2 separate regions of the Homo sapiens genome follow, and region 1 is linked to region 2. Evidence: chromatin loops called from intact Hi-C (ENCODE). Cell type or tissue: A673. All regions are shown on one strand. Links, peaks and the distances in the headings refer to the core of each region. The heading gives the core; the rest is flanking DNA.

Evidence for each region. Peaks named below come from ENCODE experiments on the same cell type or tissue, not always from the same donor. Only the 100,000 strongest peaks of a DNase experiment are listed, where the experiment ranks them.
Region 1: it touches region 2 in a loop (4-fold over the local background); 4 of 110 quality-filtered maps call a loop at or near these places.

Annotation. Positions count from the first base shown.
Region 1 is chr11:65,200,770-65,209,092 of GRCh38, forward strand. It overlaps CAPN1 (calpain 1), which reads left to right. Exons shown (of 22, transcript NM_005186.4): 11 at 3,914-4,089; 12 at 4,941-4,952; 13 at 5,694-5,905; 14 at 6,011-6,050; 15 at 7,286-7,351; 16 at 7,436-7,493. Among named protein-coding and RNA genes, the nearest start is that of CAPN1, 23 kb to the left of the region's middle. RefSeq lists enhancers at 3,192-4,179, 4,221-4,410. In A673, for the core only: a CTCF peak has its summit at 4,179 (motif pointing right); a DNase peak (open chromatin) is centred at 4,212.
Region 2 is chr11:65,506,219-65,514,541 of GRCh38, forward strand. MALAT1 (metastasis associated lung adenocarcinoma transcript 1) reads left to right here. Exons shown (of 1, transcript NR_002819.5): 1 at 1-298. It also overlaps TALAM1 and the pseudogene SNRPGP19. Among named protein-coding and RNA genes, the nearest start is that of MALAT1, 11 kb to the left of the region's middle. RefSeq lists enhancers at 554-653, 1,154-1,463, 1,176-1,857, 1,574-1,643. In A673, for the core only: a CTCF peak has its summit at 4,731 (motif pointing left); DNase peaks (open chromatin) are centred at 1,093, 1,513, 2,263, 4,733 and 1 weaker place; H3K4me3 peaks cover 1,832 bases; H3K27ac peaks cover 2,836 bases.

The DNA of each region.
Region 1 (8,323 bases), core at 79-8,078, 310 kb before region 2:
ATAGAGACACACACCACACGCCCAGCTAACTTCTTACATTTTTTGGAGAGATGGGGTCTTGCTAGGTTGGCTAGGCTGGTGTTGAACTCCTGGGCTCAAGTGATCCTCCCACCTCAGCCTCCTGATTTACCTGGGACTACAGATCCATGCCACCATGCCTGGCTTTTTTTTTTTTTTTTTTTTTTTTTTTTTTGAGACGGAGTCTGGCTCTGTCACCCAGGCTGGAGTGCAGTGGCGCAATCTCAGCTCACTGCAAGCTCCTTCTCCCGGGTTCGTGCCATTCTCCTGCCTCAGCCTCCCCAGTAGCTGGGACTACAGGTGCCCACCACCACGCCCGGGTAATTTTTTGTGTTTTTAGTAGAGATGGGGTTTCACCATGTTAGCCAGGATGGTCTTGATCTCCTGACCTCATGATCCGCCCATCTTGGCCTCCCAAAGTGCTGAGATTACAGGTGTGAGCCACCACGCCTGGTCGTCTGGCTCATTTTCTTACTTTTTGTAGTGATGGGGTCTCCCTATGTTGCCCAGGCTGGTCTTGAACTCCTGGGCTCAAGCAGTCCTCCCACCTCGGTCTCCCAAAACACTGGGATTACAGTCCATCAGCCACTGTGCCTGGTGCAGGACGCTTTTAAGACTAAATTATCTTCTTAAGGTTTCACAGGCAGTGTGAATTAAAACTGAAAGGTCATGTGAAGCCTGGCTTGAGGTTATTTTTTCCTTCCCTCCAGGGAGGTTTAATTTTCTTTCTTTCTTTTTTTTTGTTTTTGAGACGGAGTCTCGCTCTGTCGCCCAGGCTTGAGTGCAGTGGCGCGATCTCGGCTCACTGCAAGCTCCGCCTCCCAGGTTCATGCCATTCTCCTGCCTCAGCCTCCCGAGTAGCTGGGACTACAGGCACCTGCCACCACGCCCGGCTAATTTTTTTGTATTTTTAGTAGAGACGGGGTTTCACCGTGTTAGCCAGGATGGTCTCGATCTCCTGACCTCGTGATCCGCCCGTCTCGGCCTCCCAAAGTGCTGGGATTACAGGCGTGAGCCACCGCGCCCGGCTTTTGTTTTTGTTTTTTTTTTTTTGAGACACGGTCTTGGTCTGTTGCCCAGGCTGGAGTGCAGTGGCATGATCTTGGCTCACTGCAACCTCCACCTCCCGGGTTCAAGCGATTTTCCTGCCTCATCCTCCCGAGTAAGTGGGACTACAGGTGCCCACCACCATGCCTGGCTAATTTCTGTATTTTTTCAGTAGAGAATGGGTTTTACCATGTTGGCCAGGCTGGTCTCAAACTCCTGACCTCAAATGATCCACCCGCCTCGGCCTCCCACAGTGCTGGGATTACAGGCGTGAGCCACTGCGCCCAGCCTAATTTTCTTTCATACTTCATTGCTGACATTCCTGACGGGGGTTCCAGTTTAATTGCAGGAACTTCCTGTTGGATTCTCTACCTCAGGTAGATGTTTATCATCTGCTTCTATACCCTGGGGTTCAGGGGTCTACAGAAGCCCTTTAGCATTATTTACCTTGCAGGGTTCCTACTTTCTATTTTTTAAAAATATCTTTATTGATACTTAATTCACATACCATACAAGTCACCTATTTAAAGTTGCAATTTAAATATACTATTAAATATACAATTTAAATGTACTGAAGTATATTACGATTTTATTTATTTATTTATTTGTTTGTTTGTTTGTTTATTGAGATGGAGTCTCGCTCTGTCACCCAGGCTGGAGTGCAGTGGCCAGATCTCGGCTCACTGCAACCTCTGTCTCCTGGGTTCACGCAATTCTCCTACCTCAGCCTTCCAGGTAGCTGGGATTACAGGCACCTGCCACCATGGCCACCTAATTTTTGCATTTTTAGTACAGACGGGGTTTCACCACGTTGGCCAGGCTGGTCTCAAACTCCTGACCTTAGGTGATCCAGCTGCCTCAGCCTCCCAAAGTGCTGGGATTACAGGTGTGAGCCACTGCACCTGGCCATATATTACGATTTAAATATACTATTAAATATACAATTTAAATATACTATTTAAAGTATATTCACAGAGTTGTGCAACCATCACCACATCAATTTTAGAACATTTCATTATCCCAAAAACAAATGAGGTACTCCTTAGCCATGACTCCCCAGCCCTCCCAGCAGCCCTGGCAACCACAAATCTACTTCTTATCTCTATGGATTTGCCTACTGGGATATTTCATGTGAACAGGATCATATAATACATGGTCCTTTGTGGCTGGCCTTTTTCATTTAGCATAATGTTTGCAAGGTTCCTCCATGTTGTAGCATGGATCAGAATGTTGTTCCTCTTTGTTGCCAAATAATATCCCATTGTTTGGCTCCATATTTTGTATATTCACTCTTCAGTTGATGGATAATTGGGTAGTTTCATCCACTCAGCTGTTATAAATAATGCAGCCATTAACATTCTCTCTTTTTTTTTTTAAATGGAATCTTGCTCTCTTGCCCAGGCTGGAGTGCAGTGGCACGATCTCGGCTCACTGCTACCTCTGCCTCTGGGTTCAAGCGATTCTCCTACCTCAGCCTCCTGAGTAGCTGGGATTACAGGCATGTGCCACCACGCCCAGCTAGTTTTGTGGGTTGTTTGTTTTTGAAACTGAATCTTACTCTGTCGCCCAGGCTGGAGTGCTGTGGCACGATCTCAGCTCACTGCAACCTCCGCCTCCCAGGTTTAAGCGATTCTCCTGCCTCAGCCTCCCAAGTAGCTGGGACTACAGGCATGGGCCACCATGCCCAGCTAATTTTTGTATTTTTAGTAGAGGTGGAGTTTCACCATATTGTCCAGGCTGGTCTCAAAACTCCTGACCTCAAGTGATCCGTCTGCCTGGGCCTCCCAAAGCGCTGGGATTACAGGTGTGAGCCACCGCGCCCTGCCACACTCTTATGAACAAGGCTTTGCATGGACACGTTTTCATTTCTCTTGGGTATAGAGCTTGGAGTGGAATTTCTGGGTCATATGAAGCTCTGTGTTTAACCTTTTGAGAAAGTGCCAGAATGTTCTTCGGAGCAGCTGCAACATTTTACATTCCCACCGGCATCCTGTGAGGTTCCCATCCCTCCACATCCTCACCCAAGTTGTTATTATCTTTATTATTATTATTATTATTGTCAATGGAGGGCAGGGGATGCAGTGGCTTATTAGTGCCTTTAAAAATAAGTTTTGCAGTTTACCGTTCTATCCCGCACTGGGTTGTTTTAGTCAAGAAGGTTCTTTAGGCAGCAAAATCACCCAACTGCCAGAAATGCAAGCCCCTGCCTTCCCTTGCTGGCTGGCTGTGGCCTCCTGTCGGACCCCTGCTTTTTCTCTTGCCTTCTTCTAAGCTGTTGTCCACGCAGCACTCGAGCCACCTTTTAGAGTCCTAATGCAGTCACATGCCTCCTCGCTGCAAGCTGTGGGAGGGTTCTTACCCTTTGCTTCAGTCCACACGCCCTAGTCCCTGGCCGGCTCCTGGGAGCTCTGCGGCCTCCCTGGGTCTCCGTGTTTCCTAGAGCCTCCGTAAGTGCTCCCTGTCCGCAGATGCGTGGGGCCCTTCCTCACCTCTGCTCTGGGGTGCCCTCCGCCTGGCTTCTGCTTCTCAGCAGCTTCCCAGGGCAGCCCCTTCGGGTCTCAGCGCATAGGTCCCCTACTCTGATCTACTCCTGCTTGCTTTTTTTTGCAGTTGCTCTGCTCGCTAACCTAACGGACTTGCTCAGACTTAAGCCTCTAGTTTCCAAATGCAGGCCGTGAGGGCATGGACCGAGCCTGGCCCAGCCTGCCCATCACCCTGCATGTTCCAGGTGCTCAATAATATTTGTTGAATGAATGAATGCGTGCACAGGGACGTGCTGAGGAGGCTTGGGGGCCAATTGGCTCTGCCCCGCCCTGCCTCTGATCCCCGCCTCCTCACCTGCCCGCAGCCACCTTCTGGGTGAACCCTCAGTTCAAGATCCGGCTGGATGAGACGGATGACCCGGACGACTACGGGGACCGCGAGTCAGGCTGCAGCTTCGTGCTCGCCCTTATGCAGAAGCACCGTCGCCGCGAGCGCCGCTTCGGCCGCGACATGGAGACTATTGGCTTCGCGGTCTACGAGGTCAGGAGGGTGGATCACCGGTGGATCTCACTGAGCAGGCAGAGGACCTGGCGCCCCCGACCCGCAGTGCAGGCGGGCTTCCACCAGGGGGCGCCAGGGACCATGCCCTTCCCCACAAATTCCCCTCCACTCCCCCCACCATCCTGAGGGCTGGGAAATCTCAGCCTCCAGGAGGCACCTGCTGAGGCCCTCTGGCCGAAAGAGAGGAAGGGGGTTGGCTCAGGGAAGGGAGATTCTGGGATTCACCTCACGCTTAGAGGGCGGCCTGCTGCTCTTGGAGGAGGGAGCTGGCTCAGCTGATGCCTGGGAGTACTGAGCCCTCCGTCTTGGAAGCTGTGAGCAGAAGCTGGCAGGGGAAAGATAGGGGATAGGGAGGGCCTGTCGGCCAAGGTGAGGCTGTGCCAGTCGCTCTGGGATTAGAACTCCTTGCTCTTGCCCTGTATCTGCCCTGCTTCACACACTGCCCTCAAGACAGGGAGAGAAACTTCTGGACCTCCCTGGTCGCAGTCTTGGCCCACACCCAAACCCCCTGGCAGCAGCCTGCGGTGGCCCTTTCCTGTCCCTGGGCTTTGGAACATTGCAGTTGGCCACCCCGGGGGCTGGCCTGGAGCCTCTGACTCAGAATGGAGTCCTAGGGCAAGCATTCCCAGGACCAAGAGGACCCTGCCTGAGCCCTCCCTCCTGGGGCCCTGCTGTGGTGCAGGGACCAGATCTGGGTCCCCAGGGCCCTGCCTTCTGCCTCCTTATCCCATCAGTCCCGTCTAAGAACTCAAGACCTCTGCCCAGCATGCACTGTGACCCCGCCCTGGGACAAACACACATCTCTGACTTCCCCTGTCTCTCTATTGCAGGTCCCTCCGGAGGTAGGTGTGGCACCATGACCCACCTGCAGTCACACACCCCTGATGGTGCCAGAGGGGAGCAACCCAGTGGCAAACCCACCCTGGCCTGGAGAGCTAAGAAGTCACCTTGTTTCACTGCTTGAAAAATGCTTCTCCCCACCTGTTCAGTGGGCAGAGCAAACATTGCTCTCCTGAGGGTCAGCACAGGTAGTCAGTGAGGGAGCTGGATTTGAGCCCTGGTCCTCAGAGCCCCTGTCTGACATGTACACATGAGGCTTTTCCTGCCTTGCCATCTACACCAAGTAAGTGCCAACTAGGGCGGTCCAGCAATGTCAGGAGCAGGGCATTAGACAGGCTGAGAGTTCTGTACCCTTGAGCAGTTGCTTAAGCTCCGAGCCTGTGTTTGTGTCTGTAAAATGGGTGTAACAGCAGAACAGCAAATGAGGTGCCGAGTACCCTGCAGTACCTGACCTGGGGAAAGCTCCCAGTGATAATAATGACAGTGTTATTGAAACACATGCCTAATCTGCAATCCGGTGCTCCTCTCCTCTACCCTCTGCAGTGAGTAGGGTTGTTACATTTTACAGATGAGGAAACTGAGGCAAAATGTCTTGTTAGGGTCACACAGGCTGTGAGTGAGCCATGCCCCAGCTCTCCAGCCCCTTGGCCAGGACAAGGAGCCTGGAGTCTGGGTCTGGGGGTGGCCCCTGAGGGTGGGCTGAGTGGGCAGCTGCAGCCCTGCTCCCTCCTCCCTCCCACCAGCTGGTGGGCCAGCCGGCCGTACACTTGAAGCGTGACTTCTTCCTGGCCAATGCGTCTCGGGCGCGCTCAGAGCAGTTCATCAACCTGCGAGAGGTCAGCACCCGCTTCCGCCTGCCACCCGGGGAGTATGTGGTGGTGCCCTCCACCTTCGAGCCCAACAAGGAGGGCGACTTCGTGCTGCGCTTCTTCTCAGAGAAGAGTGCTGGGACTGTGTGAGTCATGGACTGGCCCCTGCCACTCTCCCCTCTCCCAGCCTCCCCTCTCAGGCCCTCTGCTGTCCCCCTCTGACTGGCTCCTTTCCTCCCCACTCTCTGCAGGGAGCTGGATGACCAGATCCAGGCCAATCTCCCCGATGAGGTGCGTGGTCCCACCCCACCAGGCCCCGTCCTCCTCTCTTCCTCACCCCTGGGTGTGTGATGGGGACCCAGGTGTCCTGTCCCCTGAGTTCCTGCTAACAGGGAAGATCCCCTCCTGGTGGAAGCCATAGGAGTAGTGCTAATCCCTCATCCGCCCAGCACTTTACAGTTTGCAGAGGACCTGTGATACTAATGGCACAGGCCCTGAGCTCTCACCCGGTGGCGGGTTTGTGCTGAGCACTTCACCTGTGTTACCTCATTTCCTCCCCACATCAACCCTGTCCGGGTCTTGTTACCATACCTCCTCTGAATGGGAAATTCAGGTTCACAGAGGTTAGGGAACTTGCCTGAGGCCATACAGTAGGGATCCAAACTCTTGCCTTTTTTTTTTTTTTTTTTTTGAGAGAGTCTCACTCTGTCACCCAGGCTGGAGTGCAATGGCGTGATCTCGGCTCACTGCAACCTCCGTCTCCTGGGTTCAGGTGATTCTCCTGCCTCAGCCTCCTGAGTAGCTGGGATTACAGGCGCACGTTACCACACCTGGCTAATTTTTGTATTTTTAGTAGAGACGGGGTTTTGCCATTTTGGTCAGGCTGGTTTCAAACTCCTGACTTCAAGTGATCCACCCACCTCGGCCTCACAAAGTGCTAGGATTACAGGTGTGAGCCACCGCACCTGGCCCAAACTCTTGCCTTTTACTCACTGAGCTGAACAGCATCCCCTTCATTTAGGTCACATGAGTGCTGGATATGGGGCGGGGCAGGGCAGGGCAGGAACGAGATTCCCTTTTCAGATTAGAAAAGTGAGACTCAAGCCGGGCTCAGTGGCTCACGCCTGTAATCCTAGCACTTTGGGAGGTTGAGGCGGGCGGATAACCTGAGGTCGGGAGTTTGAGACCAGCCTGGCCAACATGGCAAAACCCCGTCTCTACTAAAAATACAAAAATTAGCCGGGCATGGTGGTGGGCACCTTTAATCCCAGCTACTCAGGAGGCTGAGGCAGGGAGAATGGCTTGAGCCCGGGAGGCGGAGGTTGCAGTGAGCTGAGATCACGCCACTGTACTCCAGCCTGGGTGACAGAGTGAAACTCCATCTCAAAAAGAAAAGAAAAGAAAAGTGAGGCTCAGAGAAGCGAAGTGACTTGTAGCAGATATGTGACCTCAGCCCTCCCTCCAGCTGCCTCCACACGGGCAGGGCCGGGGCCTCTCTTACCTGCTTTCTCCCCTTCTCGGTCCAGCAAGTGCTCTCAGAAGAGGAGATTGACGAGAACTTCAAGGCCCTCTTCAGGCAGCTGGCAGGGGAGGTAGGTTGGGGCATGGCAGGTTGGGAGGGGCCTGTGAGGGGCAGCCCTCTCCTGGGGCAGGTGCCACCTCCTCTCTCTCCCCAGGACATGGAGATCAGCGTGAAGGAGTTGCGGACAATCCTCAATAGGATCATCAGCAAACGTGAGTCCCCGCGGGGCTGTCCCACCACCCCACCATTTCTTCCACATCAGAATCCAGGCTCCTGCTCACACATTGAGCTGAACCTCATCCCTTGGTCTGCATGAGTCGGGGAATCCTCCAGTTTTTCTGAGCCCAGTTCCCTGCCATTTCCATCCCATACTCCTCCTCCTGACCTGCCATCCTGATAATCCCTGTGCTCGGGTGCTGTGCCTTTGTGGGATTAGCAGCGCAGCCTGGCCAGGCACAGTGGCTCACACCTGTAGTCCCAACACTCTGGGAGGCCGAGGCAGGAGTCGCTTCAGCCCAGGAGTTCAACACCAGCCTGGACAATATGGAGAGACCCTGTCTCTGCAAAAAAGTACAAAAATTAGCTGGGCGTGGTGGCATGCACCTATAGTCCCAGCTACTCAGGAGGCTGAGTTGGGAGGATGGCTTGAGACCAGGGAGGTTAAGGCTGCAGTGAGCTGTGATCACATCAGTGCACTCCAGCCTGGGCAACAGAGCAAGACCCTGTCTCAAAAAAAAAAGCAGGAGCAGCACCTTAGTGCCAAAGAAAAGTCTACCTTTCCTCCCAGAGCCTCCTGGGCCAGGCTGAGTGGCTTGGGGAACACCACGTGACTGGCTTCACTCCCCAGGGCAGACAACTGCTGGCCTCTCATCCCCTCCCCTCCCCTTTGCTGCCACTGACCTCCATCCACACGGTTTCCTTAAGCAGAGCTTTTCTCCTCCTCTTCTCTGCTAGTGAAGCACTGCTTACCCTCCTAGCCTACAGCAAGCCCTGCCCTGCCCCATCTTTCTACCCAATTTCTCGCTCTTCTGTTTCACACTCA
Region 2 (8,323 bases), core at 10-8,009:
TCCTTTTCTCTGCAGGTGCTAGTTCTTGGAGTTTTGGGGAGGTGGGAGGTAACAGCACAATATCTTTGAACTATATACATCCTTGATGTATAATTTGTCAGGAGCTTGACTTGATTGTATATTCATATTTACACGAGAACCTAATATAACTGCCTTGTCTTTTTCAGGTAATAGCCTGCAGCTGGTGTTTTGAGAAGCCCTACTGCTGAAAACTTAACAATTTTGTGTAATAAAAATGGAGAAGCTCTAAATTGTTGTGGTTCTTTTGTGAATAAAAAAATCTTGATTGGGGAAAAAAGATGGGTGTTCTGTGGGCTTGTTCTGTTAAATCTGTGGTCTATAAACACAGCACCCATAATTACAGCATAATCTTCAAGTAGGGTACGGACTTTGGGGGATTGGTGCGAGGGTAGTGGGTGAGTGGCCTACTAAAAAGCCCAGTAACCCCCACAGGAAAATAGGGAACTTCTTTTTAAGTAGCCTCCTTTCCACTATTTAGTAATTGGCTGTGAGCTGGGCTGGGGGAGAAATGGGGCGGGGTGTGTGTGTCATTGGAAAGCTCTCTTTTTTGTTTTTTTGAGACAGTCTCACTTTGTCCCCCAGGCTGGAGTGTAGTGGCATGATCTCTGCAAACTGCAACCTCCACTTCTGGGGTCCAAGTGGTTGTCCTGCTTCACCCTCCCTGTAGCTGGGACTACAGGTGCACACCACCACGCCTGGCTAATTTTTGTATTTTCAGTTAGAGACGTGGTTTTACCATATTGGCCAGGCTGGTCTCAAACTCCTGACCTCGTGTGATCCACCCGCCTGGGCCTCTGAAAGTGCTGGGATTACAGGTGTGAGCCACCAAGCCTGGCCGATCCTTTTAAGTTTTTAAACCAGTTAAGCTCTTTGGTTCCCCCTCAGAGTCCCAAGGTCCTGGGTCACTCAGGATCACATTTTCCTTTAATCAGTTGTCACTGGTCCCCTTTTGTCCCTTTGAACGTGCTGTGGGATTAGTAGCAGCATCTGGCTGTTGGAAGGACTGGCTGGGATCTCAGGTGAAATACCCTCCCTGGCCCTCCTTACCCTTAAGATCTCCCTGAAAAGTCAGACCTTGCTTATTGGAGTTTGAGATGCATTCTAGTAAACCCAGACCTACCAGAGAGAGGGACCCACGTCTGAAGAATCTTCCAGCCTGGGGAACCTGTGACTGGCCACACCCTTAGCCTAATGGAGGGGCCTCAGAAGCAGAACTACCTTTTTTTTTTTTTTTAATGGTATTACATTTTGCAAATGGAGAGGTAGACTCTGATTGGGCCCCTTTTGACAACGCAGCAGAGCTGAGGTTTGAATCCTAGTCAGTCAACACTTCAACCCCTATGTTGCTGTTTCTTCAATGTCTAGAATGTTCTGATAGATGAAGCAATGGCCCGGCAGGTCAGCAGCACACCAACCCCCAACCTACCCAGCCTGTATAGGCCTTGGCCACAGGAGCTTTCTCTTCCCTTGAAGTGATCTAATGGGGGATGGGGTATCTGTCTCGCTGGTTATGAAAGAAGCTGAGCTAGGTGCTCTCCTAAGTTGCTTAAGTGTCTTCTGAATTGATGCCCAGTCAGTTTCGTATGGAGAAAGGTCTCTGTTTTTCCAAAGCAGAAGGTTCTGTGGAAGCACAAATACTTTACTGGAGAGCAAAGGAGTACGAGTAGGAATTGGGGGCCACGCACAGTGGCTCACGCCTATAATCCCAGGACTTTGGGAGGCCGAGGTGGGCAGATCACCTGAGGTCAGGAGTTCGAGACCAGCCTGACCAACATGGAGAAACCCCATCTCTACTAAAAATACAAAATTAGCCGGGCGTGGTGGCGTATGTCTGTAACCCCAGCTATTCGAGAGGCTGAGGTAGGAGAATCGCTTGGACCCGGGAGGCGGAGGTTGCAGTGAGCTGAGATTGCGCCACTGCACTCCAGCCTGGGCAACAAGAGCGAAACTGTCTCAAAAAAAAAAAAAAAAGAAGAAGAAAGGCTGGGCACGGTGGCTCAAGCCTGTAATCCCAGCACTTTGGGAGGCCGAGGCGGGCGGATCACGAAGTCAGGAGATTGAAACCATCCTGGCTAACACGGTGAAACCCCGTCTCTACTACACACACACACACACACACACACACACACACACACACACACACAATTTGCTGGGCGTGGTGGAGGGCGCCTGTAGTCCTAGCTACTCGTGAGGCTGAGGCAGGAGAATGGCGTGAACCTGGGAGGCGGAGCTTGCCGTGAGGTGAGATCGGGCCACTGCACTCCAGCCTGGGCGACAGAGCGAGACTCCGTCTTAAAAAAAAAAAAAAAAAAAAAAAGAGTAGGAGCTGGGCATTCGCCAGGGGCTACGTAGTTCCTGGAGTTGAGGAAGTTCTCCAGGATTGAAAAATGTAAAGATCAGACACTGATCACAGCAACAGGAGGAGGCAGAAAAGTAGGCCGGAAGTCATTTCCACCCTCTGAGCACAAAATGGAGAGCATAAATTCCCCAAAAGCTCCTGTCCAAGTCAAGGGGACTGCGCTTTTTTTTTTTTTTTTGGAAACAGAGTCTCCCTCTGTCGCCAGGCTGGAGTGCAGTAGTGTGATCTCGGCTCACTGCAACCTCCGCCTCCTGAGTTCAAGCGATTCTCCTGCCTCAACCTTCCGACTAGCTGGAACTACAGGCGCGCCACCACGCCCAGCTAATTTTTGTATATTTAGTAGACGCGGGGTTTCACCATGTTGGCCAGGATGGTCTCGATCTCTTGACGTCGTGATCCTCCCGCCTCGGCCTCCCGAAGTGCTGGGATTACAAGGATGAGCCACCGCGCCCGGCCGACTGCTCTTAATAATATAAACAAGCCCTAGGCATTCCCCATATGTACTCCTCCAGTTGTACACAGGGACCTCAGTTTTTTCTTTTTTTTTTCTTTTTTCTTTTCTTTTCTTTTTTTTTTTTTTTTTTGAGACGGAGTCTCGCTCTGTCGCCCAGGCTGGAGTGCAGTGGGGCAATCTCGGCTCACTGCAACCTCCACCTCCCAGTTCAAGCGATTCTCCTCCCTCTGCCTTCCGAGTAGCTGAGACTACAGGCACACGCCACAACGCCCAGCTAATTTTTGTATTTTTAGTAGAGATAGAGTTTCGCCATGTTTGCCAGGCCAGTCTGGAACTCCCGACCTCAAGCGATCTGCCTGCCTTGGCCTCCCAAAGTGCTAAAATTACAGGTGTGAGCCACCGATCCCGGCCCACAGTTTTGGATTTCATCATCCTGATAATCCTGAGTTCAAGGGGCAGCTCCACCATTCCCCAACCCCTCCAAAACCTACCCTCTCAAGCCCCTCAGACCGAGGATCAGGGGCTGGTTGGTATGGACCTGTGTGAGATTTGGTTTGTTTTTGTTTTTGATACAGGGTCTCATTTTGTAGCTCAGGTTGGAATGCAGAGGCACAATCTAGGCTCGGCTCACTGCAACCTCTGCCTCTCAGGCTCAAGTGATCCTCCCATCTCAGCCCCGGGGTAGCTGGGATTATAGGAACACCTGCCACCACACCTGGCTAATTTTTTTTTTTTTTTGAGAAGCAGTCTTGCTCTGTCACCCAGGCTGGAGTGCAATGGTGCAATCTCGGCTCACTGCCTGCCACCTCCACCTCCTGGGTTCAAGCAATTCTTCTGCCTCAGCCTCTGGAGTAGCTGAGGCTACAGTTGTGCGCCACCACACCTGGCTAATTTTTTTGTATTTTTAGTAGAGACAGGGTTTCACCCTATTGTCCAGGCTGGTCTCAAACTCCTGACCTCGTGATCCGCTGTTTTCGTTTGGTTTGGGGTTTTTTTTTTTTTTGAGATGGAGTTTCATTCTTGTTCCCCAGGCTGGAGTGCAATGGCGCGATCTCCGCTCACTGCAACCTCTGCCTCCCGGGTTCAAGCAATTCTCCTGCCTCAGCCTCCTGAGCAGCTGGGATTACAGGCATGCGCCACCATACCTGTCTAGTTTTGTATTTTTAGTAGAGACGCGGTCTCTCCATATTGGTCAGGCTGGTCTGGAACTCCCGACCTCAGGTGATCCACCCGCCTCAGCCTCCCAAAGTGCTGGGATTACAGGCTTGAGCCACCACTCCTGGCCTAATTTTTGCATTTTTATTTTATTTTATTTATTTATTTATTTATTTATTTTTGAGACGGCGTCTTGTTCTGTCGCCCAGGCTGGAGTGCAATGGCGCGATCTCAGCTCACTGCAACCTCTACCTCCCAGGTTCACGCTATTCTCCTGCCTCAGCCTCTTGAGTAGCTGGGATTACAGGCACTCACGACGGTGCCCAGCTAATTTTTGTATTTTTAGTAGAGACGGGGGTGTCCGCCATGTTGGCCAGGCTGGTTTCGAACTCCTGAACTCAGGTGATCCGCCTCCCTCGGCTTTCCAAAGTGCTGGGATTACAGACTTGAGCCACTGCACCTGGCCCGGGCCGAGTACTTCTGACTTCAGGAAATGGATGAAATTACCAGACTTAGGGGAAGGGAACAGTGTGGGGAAGAGATCTGGGAGGGTTCTCATTCATGGGTTGTTGATTTGGAAGACCAGAAACCTGGCTCTGACAAAGCAGTGTTCTTTACGCCTCTGTTTTCCTATCTTTAATTGGGGACAGTGCTCTGTCAGTTTACTGTGACAAGCAAGAGTAGCCACAGTAGACCCACCTGGAAGCAACTAGAAATGACTTGGCTCTTGCTGCCATCTAGTGAACAAATTGGGCATTGCATGCGTTAGCTTTGGAATACATTGTAATACACTTGTTCAACAAACTTTTTTTTTTTTTTTGAGACTGAGTCTCACTCTGTCACCCAGGCTGGAATGCAGCGGTGCCATCTTCACTCACTGCAACCTCCGCCTCCTGGGTTCAAGCAATTCTCCTGTCTCAGCCTCCTGAGTAGCTGGGATTACAGGCTCCCACCACCACGCCCGGCTAATTTTTGTATTTTTAGTAGAGACAGGGTTTCACCATGTTGGCCAGGCTGATCTCGAACTCCTGACCTCAGGTGATCCACCTGCCTCAGCCTACCAAAGTGCTGGGATTACAGGCGTGAGCCACTGCACCCGTCTCAACAAGCATTTTTATTGCTGAGTAATACTCCCTTGTGTGGATATACCATGAAATTATTTTTAAAAATATTGGCTGAGGGCTGGGCGCGGTGGCTCATGCCTGTAATCCCAGCACTTTGGGAGGCCGAGGAGGGTGGATCACCTGAGGTTAGGAGTTCGAGACCAGCCTAGTCAATATGGAGAAACCTCCTCGTCTCTACCAAAAATACAAAAATGTTACAAACCTCACATTCGACACATGTATCCCAGGACTTAAAGTTAAAAAAAAATTATCTGAGTGTGATGGCACATGCCTGTAATCCCAGGTACTCGGGAGGCTGAGGCAGGAGAATTGCTTGAACCAGCGAGGCAGAGATTGCAGTGAGCCGAGATCATGCCATTGCACTCCAGCCTGGCCAACAGTGAGATTCCATCTCAAAAAAAAAAAAAAAAAAAAATTAAGGCCAGTCTCAGTGGCTCACGCCTGTAACCCCAGCACTTTGGGAGGCCAAAATGGACAGAACACTTGAAGTCAGGGGTTTGAGACCAGCCTGGCCAATGTGGTAAAACCTTGTTTCTACTAAAAATACAAAAAAATTAGCTGGGCGTAGTGGCACACATCTGTAATCCCAGCTATTCGGGAGGCTGAGACATGAGAATCACTTGAACCCAGGAGGTAGAGATCACGTCACTGCACTCCAGCCTGGGTACCAGAGTGAGACTCTGTTTAAAAAAAAATAAAAATTAAGAGTGGCTGGGCATGGTGGCTCACGCCGGTAATCCAAGTACTTTGGAAGGCTGCAGAGGGTGGATCTCTTGAGGCCAAGAGTTTGAGACCAACATGGCCAACACAGCAAGACCAAAAATATACAAAAATTAGCCAGGCGTGGTGGCTGGCTCCTGTAATCCCAGCTATTTGGGAGGCTGAGGCATTGCTTGAACCCAGGAGGTGGAGGCTACATTAGGCCGAGATCGCACCACTGCACTCCAGCCTGGACAACAGAGCAAGACTCTGTCTCAAAAAACAACAACAACAAAAAAGAGATTGTGTCTTGCTTTGTTATCCAGGCTGGTCTTGAACTCCTGGACTCAAGGGATCCTCCCACCTCAGCCTCCCAAAGTGGGATTACAGGTGTGACCCACTGCACCCAGCACTGGTGTTTTTTGTTTTGTTTTGGGACATGGTCTCACTTTGTCGCTGTTGCTCAGGCCGCAGTTCAGTGGCAGGATCTCAGCTTACTGCAGCCTCTGCCTCCTGAGCTCAAGCCAGCCTCCCACCTGAGCCTCCCAAGTAGCTGGAACCATACAGGTGCATACCACCATGCCTAGCTAATTTTTTTTTTAGATGGAGTTTCACTCTTGTTGCCCAGGCTGGAATGCAATGGCACGATCTTGGCTCACTGCAACCTCCACCTCCCCAGTTCAAGCAATTCTCTTGCCTCAGCCTCCTGATTAGCTAGGATTACAGGCATGCACCACCATGCTAGGCTAATTTTGTATTTTTAGTAGAGATGGGTTTTCTCCATTTTGGTCAGGCTGGTCTCTAACTCCTGACCTCAGGTGGTCTGCCCGCCTTGGCCTACCAAAGTGCTGGGATTACAGGTGTGATCCACCGCACCCGGCCTTAATTTTTTTATTTTTAGTAGAGATGGGGTCTCTCCATGTTGCCCAGGATGGTCTGGAACTCCTGAGCTCGAGTGATCCTCCCGCCTCAGCCTTCCAAAGTGCTGAGATTACAGGTGTGAGCCGCCTCGCCTGGCCACAGTTGCGTATCTTCTTTGGTGAAGTGTCTGTTCATTTGTGTTGTGTTTTTCTCTTTTCTTTTCTTTTCTTTTCTTTTCTTTTTAAGACGGAGTCTCCGTCTGTCGCCCAGGCTAGAGTGCAGTGTTGCGATCTCGGTTCACTGCAACCTCCACCTCCCAGGTTCAAGCGATTCTCCTGCCTCAGCCTCCCAAGTACCTGGGATTGAAGGAGCGCCCCACCACGCCCGGCTAATTTTTGTTTTTTTAGTAGAGACCGGGTTTCACCAGGTTGGTCAGGCTGGTCTTGAACTCCTGACCTCAAATGATCCACCCACCACGGCCTCCCAAAGGTGTGAGCCACCGTGCCCAGCCATTTTGTGTTTTTTTTTTCTTGCCATTGTTGTTGGCATTTTTATCTTTTGTTGAGTTGTAAGGGCTTTTACATATTCGAGATAGAAGTCCCTTGTCAGATTTTTTTTCTTTTTTTACTTCTGTTGTATGTTTATTATTTATTTTGTATTTTTTGAGACGGAGTCTCGCTCTGTCGCCCAGGCTGGAGTGCAGTGGTGCAATCTCAGCTCACTGCAACCTCTGCCTCCCGGGTTCAAGCAATTCTCCTGCCTCAGCCTCCCAAGTGGCTGGGATTACAGGCATGCACCACCACACCCCACTAATTTTTGTATTTTTAGTAGAGACAGGGTTTCACAATGTCGGCCAGGCTGGTCTCAAACTCCTGACCTCAAGAGATCTGCCTGCCTTGGTCTCCCAAAGTGTTGGGATTACAGGCATGAGCCGCTGCCCGTGGCCTGTTTTATGTTTAGATATATGTTTTGCAAAAGTTTTATCCCAATATGTGTCTTTCTTTTCATTTTTTTGTAACAGTGTCTTTGAGGAGTAGAAGTTTTAAATCTCTTTTTTTAAATTTTTATTGTTACAAATGTTTACTTAATAAAAAGCTTAATATAAAAATGCACATGGCCCAGGCCGGGCGCGGTGGCTCATGCCTGTAATCCCAGCACTTTGGGAGGCCGAGGCGGGCTGATCACGAGGTCAGAAGATCAAGACCATCCTGGCTAACATGGTGAAACCCCGTCTCTACTAAAAATAATACAAAAAATTAGCCGGGCGTGGTGGCGGGCGCCTGTAGTCCCAGCTACTTGAGAGGCTGAGGCAAGAGAATGGCATAAACCCGGGAGGCAGAGCTTGCAGTGAGCCGAGATTGTGCCACTGCACTCCAGCCTGAGCGACAAAGGGAGACTCTGTCTCAAAAAAAAAAAAAAAAAAAAATGTACGTGGCCCAATTTTTACATCATAGTAAAACAAGTCCTTTGGAGAAGGGACTTGGATTTCTCTGCAGAGCCGCCATTGTTTATAGTTGTTCCAAGGCTTCTAATATGAGGATACTTCTCCCTCATCTTACCACTGTTCCAGGGTTGCTCTGTTGTCCACTAGTTGCCATCTTCACACTTTCATCTATCACAAGATTCATAAAGGGATCAAATCCCCAAAAT